Regions from separate parts of the Homo sapiens genome. Here region 2 is linked to region 1. The links are chromatin loops, found by intact Hi-C in ENCODE. Cell type or tissue: Calu3. All regions are shown on one strand. Each heading gives the region's core, and the rest is flanking DNA. Links, peaks and the distances in the headings are about the cores only.

What was found. Peaks named below come from ENCODE experiments on the same cell type or tissue, not always from the same donor. Only the 100,000 strongest peaks of a DNase experiment are listed, where the experiment ranks them.
Region 2: a loop joins it to region 1, with 2.0 times the contacts of the local background. A loop is called at or near these places in 1 of 110 quality-filtered maps.

The regions. Positions count from the first base shown.
Region 1 is chr17:40,394,443-40,402,783 of GRCh38, reverse strand. TOP2A (DNA topoisomerase II alpha) reads left to right here. Exons shown (of 35, transcript NM_001067.4): 21 at 1,703-1,934; 22 at 2,121-2,255; 23 at 2,375-2,575; 24 at 2,717-2,912; 25 at 3,653-3,744; 26 at 3,847-4,011; 27 at 4,143-4,226; 28 at 6,319-6,501; 29 at 7,245-7,335. Among named protein-coding and RNA genes, the nearest start is that of TOP2A, 19 kb to the left of the region's middle. In Calu3, for the core only: no CTCF peak of the experiment used is centred there; a DNase peak (open chromatin) is centred at 3,418.
Region 2 is chr17:40,711,519-40,719,859 of GRCh38, reverse strand. It overlaps the pseudogene KRT223P. Among named protein-coding and RNA genes, the nearest start is that of KRT24, 12 kb to the right of the region's middle. In Calu3, for the core only: a CTCF peak has its summit at 5,232 (motif pointing left); DNase peaks (open chromatin) are centred at 769 and 5,178.

The sequences.
Region 1 (8,341 bases), core at 270-8,269:
CAGGGGTGAGGCTTATACAGGAAAGCCCCCCCATAACAATTATCCAGTGCAACATGTCAATTATGCTAAGGTTGAGAAATCCTGATGTAGAGCTTGGGACTGAGTAAAGGAGACTTTGATTCTTCCTAAATATCACAATTGAAATTTTACTCCTTTACAAGCCTATGGAAAGTATATTATGAATGGTCAATTTTCAGCTGTCATCCCAGTCACCCTTTCAGTGGCATTCAAACAGTTACTAATTGCTCCATCCTTCTTGAAACTCTTTATTTGGCCTCTATGACTGTAGACTCTTCTGGTTCTCTTCTACCTTATTAGCTTTCTCTGCTGGGTCCTTCTCACCTTCCCAACCTCTAAATACTGGCCCATTCCAGGGCTCCTTCATCAGATCTCTTTCCAATGCCTACACTCAATTCCCAAATGATCTCCCATTCATCCGTTCTATACCTTTAAATCTCCAGTCTTGGTCTCTCCCCTGAACTCCCAACTTTTATGTCTGACTGCCCTCTTAACATTTCCCACTTGGATATCTAGTTAAGTATCTCAAACATAAGTCTAAAACCAAATCCTTAGTTTTCCTGTCTCAGTAAATGGAATGCCATGCCATCCTTCTAATTGCTCAGGCTAAAAACCTTGTCACCCTTGACTCCTTTGCTTGATACTTAACATCCAGTTCCTCAGCCAATCCTATAGGATCTGCATTGGAAAAATACTAAGCCACCCCCATCTCATCTAAACTATTGTAACATATCATCTTTTCTTAAAGCAGCCAATTATTTTTTAAAAAATAAGTCACTCTGATTCAGAACCTTCAACTGCTCAGAGTAAAATCTAAAGACCTATTTTAGCTAACCAGACATTATGTGATCCGTGTCCCCACCTTCCATGTCTTTTGATTCCTTCTCATACCATCTCCTCTCCAGCCACACTGTCCTTGGCCTATACTCAAATATACCGAGCACATTTCCTCTTCAGGGCCTTTTACTTACTGGTTCCTTTGCCTGCAACACTCTTTCTCTAGATATCCACATGGTTCAGTCCCTCAGTTTGTTTTTTGTTGTTTTTTTTTCTTTTGAGATGGAGTTTTGCTCTTTTTGCCCAGGCTGGAGTGCAGTGGCGCAATTTCGGCTCATTGCAACCTCTGCCTCCTGGGTTCAAGTGATTCTCCTGCCTCAGCCTCCCGTGTTGCTGGGATTACAGGTACACGCCACCATGCTCAGCTAATTTTATATTTTTAGTAGAGATGAGGTTTCACCATGTTGGCCAGGTTGGTCTTGAACTCCTGACCTCAGGTGATCTGCCTCCCTCAGCCTCCCAAAGTGCTGGGATTACAGGCGCGAGTTACTGCACCTGGCGCCCTCAGTGTCTTTTCTCTGCTCAAATGTTTTCCTATCAGAAACGGCTTAACTTTCCTTAGCACCTCTTCAGTCACTTTCCCACTTTTTCTTCTCTTGTTTATCCCACCACCTAACAAAATATGTGTTAATTGCAAACTTCTACTGGACTGTGAGCTCCTTGAGGATTGAGACTTTATGTCCATGTGCGTGACACATAGCAAGTGCTCAATAAATATTGTTAAATGTATATTAGTCAGCAAGTAAAACCAAGATAATTTTCATGTATAATACATGTCCTTTCCATAAAAGTTAAGTGTGAAATTCAGTATTTTTGTAAAATAACATTCTTTGTTTCTTTTCTTTAGCTCTTTGGCTCGATTGTTATTTCCACCAAAAGATGATCACACGTTGAAGTTTTTATATGATGACAACCAGCGTGTTGAGCCTGAATGGTACATTCCTATTATTCCCATGGTGCTGATAAATGGTGCTGAAGGAATCGGTACTGGGTGGTCCTGCAAAATCCCCAACTTTGATGTGCGTGAAATTGTAAATAACATCAGGCGTTTGATGGATGGAGAAGAACCTTTGCCAATGGTAAGTATTCTGTGTGTGTTAAGAGCCTTAACTTTTCCTTGGGTTTCAGTTGAATAGATTGTATGATTAAAGATGATGCAAACATAAAATTTAATTTCATACTTTAGATTTATTGTTAAACGCTGTTGTGATTTCCGTCTAGTATCACATTTAGAAAACATACTGTTTTTTTAAATGCCAATTTAGCTTCCAAGTTACAAGAACTTCAAGGGTACTATTGAAGAACTGGCTCCAAATCAATATGTGATTAGTGGTGAAGTAGCTATTCTTAATTCTACAACCATTGAAATCTCAGAGCTTCCCGTCAGAACATGGACCCAGGTAAATAATTATGGATTTCTTTTTTAGGTTTGTGATCAAAAGAAATACCTTTTGTACTATTGCTGTTGACTATTCAGAAGCCTATATTTTAGAAACTTCAGGATTATTTCTTTCTTTAGACATACAAAGAACAAGTTCTAGAACCCATGTTGAATGGCACCGAGAAGACACCTCCTCTCATAACAGACTATAGGGAATACCATACAGATACCACTGTGAAATTTGTTGTGAAGATGACTGAAGAAAAACTGGCAGAGGCAGAGAGAGTTGGACTACACAAAGTCTTCAAACTCCAAACTAGTCTCACATGCAACTCTATGGTATGTATTTGTTTTGTGAGATGTACACGTTTCAATTTATATTAAAGATTAATATCAATTTTAAAAGTATATCTTAGTCTACCTTTATAAAGTTTAGCCAATTTGTCTATTCTTGGCTCTAATCTTGTTTTCCTTTTTCAGGTGCTTTTTGACCACGTAGGCTGTTTAAAGAAATATGACACGGTGTTGGATATTCTAAGAGACTTTTTTGAACTCAGACTTAAATATTATGGATTAAGAAAAGAATGGCTCCTAGGAATGCTTGGTGCTGAATCTGCTAAACTGAATAATCAGGCTCGCTTTATCTTAGAGAAAATAGATGGCAAAATAATCATTGGTATGTTTTGGGAATAATAACTGCTTACTAAAACTCTAGTTACGCCAAACTTTCTTTAAACATTTTTGGTGAGAGTAATGGTGGAGAAAGAGGCAAAATCCATTTAATTCACCTGGTCACTTATACACGCATTTCTTTAAAATATCTGATTAGGTATTTATAGTTTGAAAGAGATGATGTTTCCTTGACTGAGCATCTTGAGAAATCAAGATTTAGTTGACAATTAGACATGAGGAGAATAGAGAGCTAGAAGACCTTGCATAAACTGATTGACCAAGAGAATAGATACACTAATCATGTCTACAGGAACAGAAAATAAAAGAGACAGAGAAGAGATAATAAATCTGATGGTAAAAAAAAAAAAAGGCAGGAAGATTACGAATGGCTTCTACTCTCTGGGTGTGGTGGCGCATGCCTGTAATCTCAGCACTTGAGCTGGGGAGGTCAAGGCTGCAGTGAGCCTAGGTAGTGCCACTGCACTCCAGCCTGGACACAAGAGTGAGAGAGACCCTGTCTCCAAAAAAAAATGATTTGATCATATATGATTTGACTGCCCCCTTGTGGTAATTTACATTTGTCAATGGTTTAGGGAGACTTGCCTGTATACCGGGATATACAAATTTATGCAAGCACGAAGACAGTTTAATTTCCAGTTTTAAACTTTTGACTTGTGTAAAACCTTATCCCCTTCCTAAAATATTACTCAAAATCATTATCTCTGTTTACTTTTTTAAAAATAGAAAATAAGCCTAAGAAAGAATTAATTAAAGTTCTGATTCAGAGGGGATATGATTCGGATCCTGTGAAGGCCTGGAAAGAAGCCCAGCAAAAGGTAATCTTGGGTGGCACTTTTCTATATTGTTAAAGACTATGTATTGTACAATGTTTATGTTTCACATTTTCTAATAAAGCTAGATTTTAATTAATCCTTTAGGTTCCAGATGAAGAAGAAAATGAAGAGAGTGACAACGAAAAGGAAACTGAAAAGAGTGACTCCGTAACAGATTCTGGACCAACCTTCAACTATCTTCTTGATATGCCCCTTTGGTATTTAACCAAGGAAAAGAAAGATGAACTCTGCAGGCTAAGAAATGAAAAAGTGAGTTGATAGTAGGATGGTACATGCTGCTTAGTTTTGTTCTATTCTAATGGTAAAAGTAAAATTGTGTGTTGCATGAAAATGCTGCTTGTATACATATATTAACTCAATTTTGTAATTATCTTATGAAGGAACAAGAGCTGGACACATTAAAAAGAAAGAGTCCATCAGATTTGTGGAAAGAAGACTTGGCTACATTTATTGAAGAATTGGAGGTATGTAGTTTATAATGCCCATGTTAGAATTTTTATTAATGAAATAATATATTCCAGCAGTATACCTTTGTCAAGATAGTTCACAATTGGCAATAAAAAGAAAATAAGAGGCATAAGGATAAATTCCAAATAGCGTATAAAAGAACAGATTATTGGCCAGGTGCAGTGGCTCACGCTGGTAATCCCAGCATTTTGGAAGGCTGAGTTGGGTGGATCACTTGAGGTCAGGGGTTCAAGACCAGCCTGGCCAACATGGTAAAACCCCATTTCTACTAAAAACACAAAAATTAGCCAGGCATGATGGTGCATACCAGTTACTCAGGAGGCTGAGGCAGGAGAATTGCTTGAACCGAGAGGCAGAGGTTGCAGTGAACCGAGATCACACCACTGCACTCCAGCCTAGGCAACACAGCAAGACTCCGTCTCAAAAAAAAAAAAAAAAAAAAAGGGACAGATTATTAAATACTACTTAGAATACAAGGCCGGGTGCGGTGGCTCACACCTACAATCCCAGCACTTTGGGAGGCCGAAGCAGGCAGATCACCTGAGGTTGGGAGTTCGAGACCAGCCTGACCAACATGGAGAAACCCTGTCTCTACTAAAATTGCAAAATTAGCCAGGCGTAGTGGCACATGCCTGTAATCCCAGCTACTTGGGAGGCTGAGGCAGGAGAATCACTTGAACTCGGGAGGCAGATGTTGCTGTGAGCTAAGATCACACCATTGCACTCCAGCCTGGGCAACAAGAGTGGAACTCCGTCTCAAAAAAAAAAAAAAAAATACTATTTAGAATACAGTAAATGATACCAGGAGACTGCCCAGACATTCAGACATTTCTGGACAAAAAAAGAAAAGAGCAGGAGTTGATTTTTGATAAAGGGAAGAACATATTAGGACTGAGAAGATAAAAAGAGCCTAAATGTGGAAGAAGACCACCAACCCAGTCCCCCAAGTCAACTTAAAAGGACAAAGCCACAGGGCATGGTGGCTCATGCCTGTAATCCCAGCACTCTGGGAGGCTGAGGTGGGCAGATCACTTGAGGTCAGGAGTTCGAGACCAGCCTGGACAACATGGTGAAACCCTGTCTCTACTAAAAATACAAAAATTAGTTGGGTGTGGTGGCATCCGCCTGTAATCCCAGCTACTCAGGAGGTTGAGGCAAGAAAATTGCTTGAACCCAGAAGGCAGAAGTTGCAGTGAGCCGAGATTGCGCCACTGTACTCCAGCCTGGGTGACAGAGCAAGACTCCATCTAAAAAAAAAAAAAAAAAAAGGAGAAAGCAGGGCTATCCAGATGGTTTCAGAAGGTTATTTGTTACTTAAATCTTCCTAATAACATTTGTTTCTCAACATTATTTTAACATAAGAAAAAAGGCCAGCACTGTGGCTCACACCTGTAATCCCAATGTGCTTTGGGAGGCTGAGGCAGGAGGATCACTTGAGATTAGGAGTTCAAAACCAGCTTGGGTAACGTAGCAAGACCTCATCTCTACAAAATGTTTTTTTTAAATAGCCAGGCATGGTGGTGTGGGCCTATAGTCTCAGCTACTCCGGAGGCCAAGGTGGGAGGATCACTTGAGACCAGGAGTTCAAGGCTGCAGTGAACTATGATCATGTACCATTGTACTCAGCCTGCGTGTCTCTTAAAAAAAAAAAAACAAAAAAAAAACCACCAAAAGCTTTATTTCTTAAATTTAACATGCAAATTTGTATTACTGCACTTCAGTATAGATGCCTAGCTCATTGTAATCAGTTGGTTGGATAAGTGTGCATCACTTCCTTTCATATTTTGTATGTGAGTTTACAAATATATATGTATATACATGTTTTATTTTTAGTTTCTCCCTTGTTTTCCTCAAAAAGGTTAAGTGGTAGAATCAGGAATAAAACCCAGTCCTTCTGTCTCCACACCTTCCTTTTCAAGGTGTGTTTTAATTACATCTTCACTATTGTTGATAGTATACTAGGTTATGGAGCAATTTATCACTAGTTTTTAAGATGTAACAAAATGAAATCAGTTTAACTGTTGGGTGTTTAGATATTGTAATGTTTTTGTTAACATTTAAACTTGCTTTCTTATATCCCTTCTGTAGGCTGTTGAAGCCAAGGAAAAACAAGATGAACAAGTCGGACTTCCTGGGAAAGGGGGGAAGGCCAAGGGGAAAAAAACACAAATGGCTGAAGTTTTGCCTTCTCCGCGTGGTCAAAGAGTCATTCCACGAATAACCATAGAAATGAAAGCAGAGGCAGAAAAGAAAAATAAAAAGAAAATTAAGGTAATACTCTTGTGGTGGCTCACACCTATAATCCCAGCACTTTGGGGGCCAAGGTGGGTGGATCACTTGAGGTCAGTGGTTCAAGACCAGCCTCCCAACATGGTTGAAACCCTGTCTCTACTAAAAATTAAAAAAATTAGGCGGGCATGGTGGCAGGCGCCTGTAATCCCAGCTACTCGGGAGACTGAGGCAGAAGAATCGCTTGAACCCGGGAGGCAGAGGTTGCAGTGAGCCAAGGTCACACCACTGCACTCCAGCCTGGCCAACAGAGCAAAACTCCATCTCAAAAAAAAAAAAGAGGTAATACTCTTAAAAATATTATGCATAAAATATTGATGCATATGTCCACTTAAAATTGAAAAAAAAATGTATAAAATTTTTTTGTTGTTGTTGTTGAGATGGAGTCTCGCTGTGTTACCCAGGCTGGAGTGCAATGGCAGGATCTCAGCTCACAGCAACCTCCGCCTCCCGTATTCAAGCGATTCTCGTGCCTCAGCCTCCCAAGTAGTTGGGGGCACATCACCACACCCAGCTAATTTTTGTATTTTTAGTAGAGATGGGGTTTCACCATCTTGGCCAGGCTGGTCTCGAACTCCTGACCTCAAGAGATCTGCCCACCACGGCCTCCCAAAGTGCTGGGATTACAGGCGTGAGCCACCGCTCCCAGCCAAAAATGTATAAAATCTCTAATCCCATAGTTCAGAATTTATTCTATATCCAACCCTAACTTTGCTATCTTTTAGAATGAAAATACTGAAGGAAGCCCTCAAGAAGATGGTGTGGAACTAGAAGGCCTAAAACAAAGATTAGAAAAGAAACAGAAAAGAGAACCAGGTATTACAACATTTTTAGAAAAATGGTATAAAGTGAAGATTAAATTGTGTTTGTTACCTAGTACATTCCACATAGATGTTCAAAACCTTTTTGTTGAATTGAGAAACGTGAAAGAGGACTGTATCTCAATTCTACTTGGACCTCTTTTTTTTTTTTTTTTTTTTTTTGAGACAGTTTCACTCTTGTTGCCCAGGCTGGAGTGCAATAGCACAATCTCGGCTCACTGCAATCTTCACCTCCTGGGTTCAAGCGATTCTCCTGCCTCAGCTTCCTGAGTAGCTGGGATTATAGGTGCATGCCACCACGCCTGGCTGCTTTTTGTATTTTTAGTAGAGACGGGGTTTCACCATGTTAGTCAGGCTGGTCTCAAACTCCTGACCTTGTGATTTGCCCGCCTTGGCCTCCCAAAGTGCTGGGATTACAGGCGTGAGCCACTGCCCCTGGCCTGGACCTCTTTAATATCGTCCTTGGGATTTGATTCATTATAGAAAATATTTTGTAATGAAGTAGTTTGTTAATTTGAATTCCTTAATTGGGATCTAAGAAAATACCCAGTTTATTAGATTTCATTTTCTAGCCACTTACGAGGTTCTAGTATACAAAGTTTCTTAAGAAAAGTGACTACATATTAGTAATGTTTGTAGTATCTCTAGAGTTCAACATCATGCTTCGGATATAAATAATGTCCACTCAATGAACTAAATAGAATTAATAATTCTGTTAATCATTTGATAATGCCTTTACTGTCTACTTTTTTTGAAACATCTTTATTGAGATATTCACATGCCAAATTTGCCCATTTAACGTATACCATTTGGCTGGGCGCCATGGCTTATGCCTGTAATCCCAGCACTTTGGGAGGCTGAGGCTGGCGGATCACTTGAGGTCAGGAGTTCAAGACCACCCTGGCCAACATGGTGAAACCCCATCTCTACTAAAAATACAAAAATTAGTTGAGTGTGGTGGTGCGTGCCTGTAGTCCCAGCTACTCGAGAGGCTGAGGCAC
Region 2 (8,341 bases), core at 286-8,285, 320 kb before region 1:
CAAAGTGAGAGAAGATAGAAAGCCAGGCAGAGTGCTTGGAGCTTCTTTGATTTCACTGTACTTTGTTGATTTCATGCTTGCAGAGTGCATCCTTGCAGACACAGATCTCCACGGATGCTGAAGCAGTTAGCTCGGCCAAGAGTGAGATAATGGAGCTGAAACAAGTCCTCCAGTCCCTCCAGCATGAACTGCAGTCTGTCTTGGCCATGGTAGGTGGGAAAGGGGCACTCACTCAATTTTCTTCTATAGTTTTAAAAAATTGTTTTGCAGACACTGTTTGAAGCAAGCTAGCAAAATGTTGGCTTTTGTAAATGGGAATAATAGTACCTATCTCATAAGGTTGTTATGAGAATTACATGAGTCAATATTTATAAAATACTTGAACAGTGCCTAATAGTGAGTAGGAATTGCTATATGGTTACAGTAGTACTCTCTGATTAATATTTGCTATCATTACTATTATTCGGTATTAATTATCAAAGGTAAATCTCTATTAAGTGGTTCATTTGGAGACACCCTCACCATACAAAATATATGTTTCAGGGTTCATATGTTGAATACTGAGCAGTTATTCTGACAATGCTTCAATTTTCATGGGCATTTGTAGCAAAGCTCCCCAGAAGGAACCCTGGCTGACACAGAAGCTGGCTACGTGGCTCAGCTGTCAGAAATTAAGATGTATATCAGCATCCTGGAGGAGCAGATCTGCCAGATCCGGGGCGAGACTGAATACCAGAACACAGAGTATGCACAACTGCAGGACATCAAGACACGCCTGGAGGTGGAGATCGAGACCTACCACCGCCTGCTCGGTGGAGAGGGAGGGTGAGTCACCGATACCATGATTTTGTTGTTAAAATCACTTTCTTAAAAATGAAGAAATTGTTTTTTATTCAGAGACTGAGATTTACAGTTTTAGCAAGTTTCAAATCAAGTACAATCTGAAAAGCTAGTAGAAAATAGAAAAGAAAAAAAAAACAACTTTCCATGGTATCACTCTAGATTTATTTAGAATGTAATTGACACTGGGCGTTAGTTCCTTTAAAATTTTTCTGCATCTATATCTTGATAATTGAATGTAAATAAGAAATTACATGTTATTCCTTAAAGTGTTCATTAGTTTTTTTTGTATCTCCTAGATAATTGCAGTCATTTCTAAGACAGGGTCTCACTCTGTCGCCAAGGCTAGGTGCAGTGCTGTGTTTACAGCCCACTGCAGCTTTGACCTCCCAGGCTCAAATGATCCTCCCACATCAGCCTCCTGAGTAGCTGGGACTACAGACATGAGCCACCATGCCTGTATTTTTTTTTTTTTTTTTGAGACGGAATCTCGCTCTGTCACCAGGCTGGAGTGCAGTGGCACAATCTCGGCTCACTGCAACCTCTGCCTCCCGGGTTCAAGTGATTCTCCTGCCTTAGCCTCCTGAGTAGCTGGGACTACAGGCGCTCACCATCACACCCGGCTAATTTTTGTATTTTCAGTAGAGACGGGGTTTCACCATGTTGGCCAGGATGGTCTCGATCTCTTGACCTTGTGATCCACCCACCTTGGCCTCCCAAAGTGCTGGGATTACCGATACGAGCCACTGTGTCTGGTCTAATTTTTTTTACTTTTGGTAGAGACAGAGTCTCACTATGTTGCCCAGGCTATTCTCAAACTCCTGGTCTCAAGCAATCCTCCCGCCTCAGCCTCCCAAAGTGCTTGGATTGCAGGCATGAACCATTCGCCCAGCATGCTACTAATAATGTTCAGCTGGCACCAGCATTCACATACAATTTTTGTGTGGGCATATGTTTTCATTTCGACTGGGTATATACCTTAGAGTGGAATGGTTGGGTCATGTGTTAGCCTTGTGTTTAACCTTTGAGGAACTGCCAGGCTATTTTCCATAGTGGCTCCACTATTTTACATTCCTACCAGCAGTGTAGGAGGGCTCCAATTTCTTCACATCCTCACCAACACTCGTTCCATTCAGAAAGAAAATATGTCTGCTTCTTTACAGTTTTTGGCCAAAGAGAAGTAACTGACAACAATCATTTCTTTTATTTGTCAACAGTTCTGAGGCCAGAGAAGCTGAATCTAAAGGATGATTCTCTGTGGACTCCAAAGGAATAACCAACACAGCTCAATCGAGGGGAAGAGTCGCTTTTTAAAGTAATACTTTCTGCTTATTTAATGAGCATCCATCATGAATAAAATGTGCTTTCCTTACCCCCAAAAATCTGGGCTACAGTCATTCACTTTAAAGCATGACTTGTGAACCAACCTTTACATTTCCAGTTCTAAAATTCTCCCTATTTCTGTTTTAGATTCACATAAAAGCAGAGGAACCAGGCTGGTGACGGATAATGACCAACTAATTTCATCTCAACACTGTTTCTGATGTAAAATTCAAGAGTAAGATGCAGGCAGCTGAGTCCTGTCCCCAGGATGTAAATGATGACACCTAACAAAGGCGTGCTGAAGCACTGCAACAAACCTGCGGCCACAGAGCTGCAGCTACTCCTGTAATCCTTTCTCAGATTCTTTTGTCTTATTGGTTCGGTTTTGTCTTTAAATTGCAAAATGTGTTTTCCTTCTTAATCATTCTGTGTCGATAAACTTTTTGCCTGTTGCAAATCAACTACATCAATCTTTGTCCTTTTGTTTCGCTGACTTGTTTTACAACAGCTTTATTGAGATATAATTCCTATACCATACAATCCACACTTTTTTTCTTTTTTTTTTGAGACAGAGTCTCACTGTGTCAACCAGACTAGAGTGCAATGGTGCGATCTCGGCTCACTGCAACCTCCACCTCCTGGGTTCAAGCAGTTCTGTCTCAGCCTTCTAAGTAGCTGGTATTACAGGAGCATGCCACCATGCCTGGCTAATGTTTTTTTGTATTGCTAGAACAGACAGGGTTTTGCCATGTTGGCCAGGCTGGTTTCGAACTCCTGGCCTCAAGTGATCCACTTGCCTTGGCCTCCCAAAGTGCTGGGATTAGAGATGTGAGCCACCACACCCGGCCCAACTCACACATTTAAAGTGCACAATTCAATGGTTTGCAGCATATTCACTGAGCGGTACAATTATCACCTCAGTCAACCTTAGAGCATTTTTATCACCTCAAAAAGAAATCACATATCCATCAATAGTCAGTCCTTATTTTCCCCCAACAAACCCCCACCCCCAGCCTTAGGCAACCAGTAATGCATCTTCTGTCCTATATATTTGCCCATTCTAGACTTTTCACATAAATGGAATCATATAATATGATACGTGGTCTTTGTGTTTGGCTTCTTTCACTTAGCAAGATGTCTTCAACATTCACCCATATTGTAGCATGTATCAGTACTTCATTCTTTTTTTTTACTGAATAATATTCCAGTGTATGGATATACCATATTTTATTTATCCATTCATTGGATGATGAGAATTTAGGTTATTTATGATATTTGGCTATTATGAATAATGCTGCTATGAACATTCACACAAAAATTTTTGTGAAGACACATGTTTTCATTTCTGTTTGGGAATATACCTTAGAGTAGAATGGTTGGGTCATATGTTAGCCCTGTGTTTAACCTTTGAGGAAACACCCGACTATTTTCCATAGTGGCTGCACTATTTAACATTTCAACCAGCAGTGTAGGAGGATTCCAATTTCTTCACATCCTCACCAACACTTGTTAATGATTTTTTAAATTATAGCAATCCTAGTGAATATTAAGTGGTATCTCACTGTAGTTTCACACTGACTCTTGAAATCTATTATTTCATATAGTCCAAAACCACTCCAAAAAAATTATGAAATATCTGATAGGGCTGCAGTTTTCCAGCTTTCTTGTGTCAAAAATACATACATATTAAGATGGTGCCCAGGCTTAAAAACCTACACTCTACCTGTAAAGACAGTGCTAATACAAATGAAAATGAAGACTTCAAGTGTTTTTAAAAAGAGGAATCAGGGCTGGGTGCGGAGGCTCACACCTGAAATCTCAACACTCTGAAAGGCCAAGGTGGGAAGATTGCTTGAGCCCAGAAGTTTGAGACCCGCCTGGGCAAATTAGCCAGGCACTGGGCATAGCGGTGCATGCCTGTGATTCCAGCTACTTGGGAAGCTGAGGTGGGAAGATTGCTTGAGCCCGGGAGGTTGAGGCTGCAGTGAGCTGAGATGGCACCACAGCACTCCAGCCTGGGCAACAGAGTAAGACCCTGTCTCAAAAAAAAATACAAGACCTATGATGAGGAATGACTTGAGCTTCCAGATAGCAAAACATTCATGTAGTGTGGATACTCCCCAGGGCAGATGCATCCAGCTCCAGGTGCTGGCGTATGGGCTGCTAACAGCCACCCTCACAGGGTTCTGCCTTGCCCAGGATTATGCCCCTTCAGGAGAGTGCCCATGGGCCAGTAACTCGCTTATAGGGGATACAAAGTTCTGGCCCCCTGTCTTAAATTAGGATAACTCTGAAGGGTGAGCCCTGTCCAGAGCTCCCCAAAGAATCAGCGGAAGCCTTCATTAAAACAGCATTGCATAGGCCTCTCCCTATGCCCATTCCAGTCTTACCCACCTGCTGACAAGTTTATCTCACAAAAGAACTCCCTGATAAACTTCAGCACACATCTCTCCATCTCAGAGTCTGTTTCCAGGAAACACAAGTTAAAAAAAAAAAAGTATTCTTTACAGCAATTAGAACAATGTGCCACTGACACAGGCATGAACACCCCAGAAAAAGGGCCATCAGTATATAAGAATGACATTTTCAAATCAGTTGTGGACAAGTAGATTATTCAATAAAGGCTGCTGAAATAACTAGTTAACTAAGGGGTAGGAGCCGGGATGGGGATGAGGCTAAGGAGGGTGTTGAATAGTTATATCACACACACCAAAATAAATTCTACAGAAGTTGCAGAAATAAAAGAAAATAAACTTTTACAGACTTTAAATTTTTTTAATTATGTATTTGGGGAATGGTGATGGCTTGTTTCATCAAAAACAAAAACATCATGAAGGAAAAGGAGGACAGATTTATATCAAGAAAATAACGTGAAATAAGAAGCAAAAGAAAAAATAAATTTAGTGAAGTATGGTGAAAACCTGCTCCAACACCAAGGGAAGTCTGTGCAGCCAGACCACAGAGTCCAGACGTGGACCGCACGCTTTAAATCACGATGCCCTAGCTGCAGTTTGGCACCACCTGCTGTCTGCTGTCTTATCTGTCTAAAATCAAGAGGATTTGGGGGCTTGCAAATTTCCAAGAAAGCAGCAGTTCCAGGAATGGGCAGCCTGTTTAGTTGCCCTGACTCATCCTCAGCCTCCCCATTCCCCATCTTCTCCCTAGCCACCCCATCCGCCTGTCCACCTGCCATATATCCCCCCAACACTCCAGAAAATAAGAACTTTAGCCTACCCTCTTGGGGGCTGCATGTAGAATGGAAGCCAACAGCCAATCACTTTAAGTCTAGATTTTCAGCAATGCCACATGGTACCCGGGGTTTTCACTGCACTTGTCATATACAGCCATCCGAGAGCTGATGTCCCCATATATAAACTCAGGAACAGAGATAACCATATCAATAAGAAACGGATACATGATACACACAAGAAATTCGTAAAATACGAATCGCCAACAAACATTAAAAAGTGATGATGTCCAACATCTCTTGTAATAAAAGAAAAGCAAATTAAAATAATGAGATGCCATGTTCAGCATCAAAACAGGTCCAATTTGTTTAATAATAATAAATACCTATTTTAGCAAGGATGTAGGGAAAAGGCACTAATGGAGTGTAAACTAGCAAAACCTTTAAGAAAACAATTCAGCAACAGGTATCAAAAGCCTTTTTAAGAAAAGAGCATATCCTTAGAGCCAGCAGTTTCATTTCTAGGAATTTATTCTTACATAATCAATTATTAATATATGTATACTCCTCTCAGCTGTTCATCATAGTGAAACGTAAGCTATAATAAAATATTCAACAATGGAGAATCAATAGGCTAAGTTATGAAACACCCATCAAAGTCCATCAAAGGATGGTCACACAGCCATTAAGAATGCTCAGGTTCATTTATTAACCTAAAAAGATGTCAATCGTCTATTGAGAAATGAAAAGCAGAGTTTTAAGACAATATGTATAGTATGATCTGCTTTTATAAGAATGTAATTACATGTATATTAACACTGTATGTGTTAGTCTGTTCTCACACTGCTGTAAAGAAATATCTGAGACTGACTAATTTATAAAGAAAAGAGGTTTAACTGGCTTACGGTTCTGCAGGCTGTGCAGGAAGCATCGCGGCTTCTGCTTCTGGAGAATCCTCAGAAAACTTACAATCATGGCAGAAGGTGAAGGGGAAGCCGGTATGTCTCCCATAACCAGAATGGGAGGGAGAAGGGGCAGGGAGGTGCCACACACCTTTAAACAACCACATTTCACAAGAACTCACTATCACAATAACAGCACCTGGAGGAGGGATGGTGTTAAACTGTGAGAAACCGCCCCCTACACAATGATCCAATCACCTCCTACCAGGCCCCACCTCCAGCATCAGGGATTACATTTCACCATGAGATTTGGGTAGGGACACAGGCCCAAACTGTATCACTGTACTTACTTGTTTTGTTTTTTTTTTTTAAAAAAAAAGAAGCAAAACCAATATACATCCAAATGTTAACAGTGACTATTTTGGGATAGTGAAATTATGAGTGATCTTTATTTCCTGCTGCATGTTTACATGCATTTTCTCATTTTTCTGAAGTAAACGTGTAGAACTTGTAAAATTTAAAAGTCTTTAAAGAAAAGCCATCTGTATGTTTAAATTTTTTTAAATGAATACTCTTTGTTTTGTTTTGTTTTGTTTTGTTTTGTTTTGTTTTGTCTTGTTTGAGATGGTGTCTCGCTCTGTCACTCAGGCCTGAGTGCAGAGGCAAAATCTCAGCTGACTGCAATCTCCACCTCCCCAGTTCAAGCAATTCTCCTGCCTCAGCCTCCCGAATAGCTGGGACTACAGGCATGTAACACCACACCAGTCTAATTTTTTGTATTTTTAGTAGAGACGGGGTTTCACCATGTTAGCCAGGATGGTCTCGATCTCCTGACCTCATTGATCCACCCACCTTGGCCTCCCAAAGTGCTGGGATTACAGGCATGAGCCACTACGCCCGACCTCTCCTTTTTTATTGTCAAAGAAAAATACAAGAAGGACCAAGTGATAAGTAATGTGGTAGAAACCGTAAGAATAATAAGAAAAATTATGTGGGGAAAAGGAGAAGCTGGTAAATGAAGGGTTGGAGTGTTCCAGAAGAGTGTTCCAGAAGAGATAGCCCTTGAAAAGTGGTAAAATTTGGATACATAGAAAGAACAGAATAAGGTGTGATTTGAGGCTTTGCTCCAAGATCAGTCACATCAAAAGTACTTCTAGAAACACCCAGTGACCTCCAATGAATGGGTCACAAGTTAGTACCTAAAGATCATCCATTAGTCCTCTTTAGAAATATGTGCTTGTGTCCACTCTACACACAGAAAGATAATGGTAGGTCCTGGCCTTGCTGTTGAATGCCACTGTGGGAAGGACAGGGCTTACCTGGCACCCTTCAATCAAGGTTTCCTGGGCACCTGGTTTCTCTGTCTCCCTCCTGGTTACAGGCACAAAAAAGACAAGCACAATTGCTTGCTGGGACCTTCTCCTCACTCCACCTAGTCAGCCTCCACATCACAACAGAGTCCTGTTCCTTTCTCCCTTTCTGGAAGGATCTGGCTTCATAGCCAGTATTCCTACTGGCTCTTCTCCACGTTCTGGTAACAGTATGGATGGCCCCTGTGTCCAAATCCCACAGCCTCTTATGCCCAGCTCAAATCTGCAGACTCTGATCAGCTCTGCCCACCCACGGTCACAGCTTTGCCATGGCTTCTCCAGGGCCCTCTCCTCCTAGGGTAAGCCCTGTGCCCCTTTCTCTCCCAGCATGCCCCAGGGCCACTGCAGGTAGGCTGAGCACCCCAGTCTGTCCCTGTCACTGTCCCTGGGGTGAGTCTTGCCAGGACTGGTCTGATGAGCACAGAGATCACCCACTGGGCAATAATAATTTGGCTAACTACCAGAAAGGTCTCCAAGAGTGCTGCCATTGCCTTATATGTGGTATTCTCTTATAATTATTTTAATCTGTTCTATACCCAGTTATGTCTCTTTCCCACTTCCAACCTTGTGTGTTGGACCTCTCTCTCTTTTCCTAATCAGGCTCATGAAGAGGTTGTCTATTTAATTGATCTCTAAAAGAATCAGCTTTTCGACATATTTATGTATTTTTTTCTTTTCTGTTTAAATAATTTCAGCCTTTATTTTTACTAATTTATTTT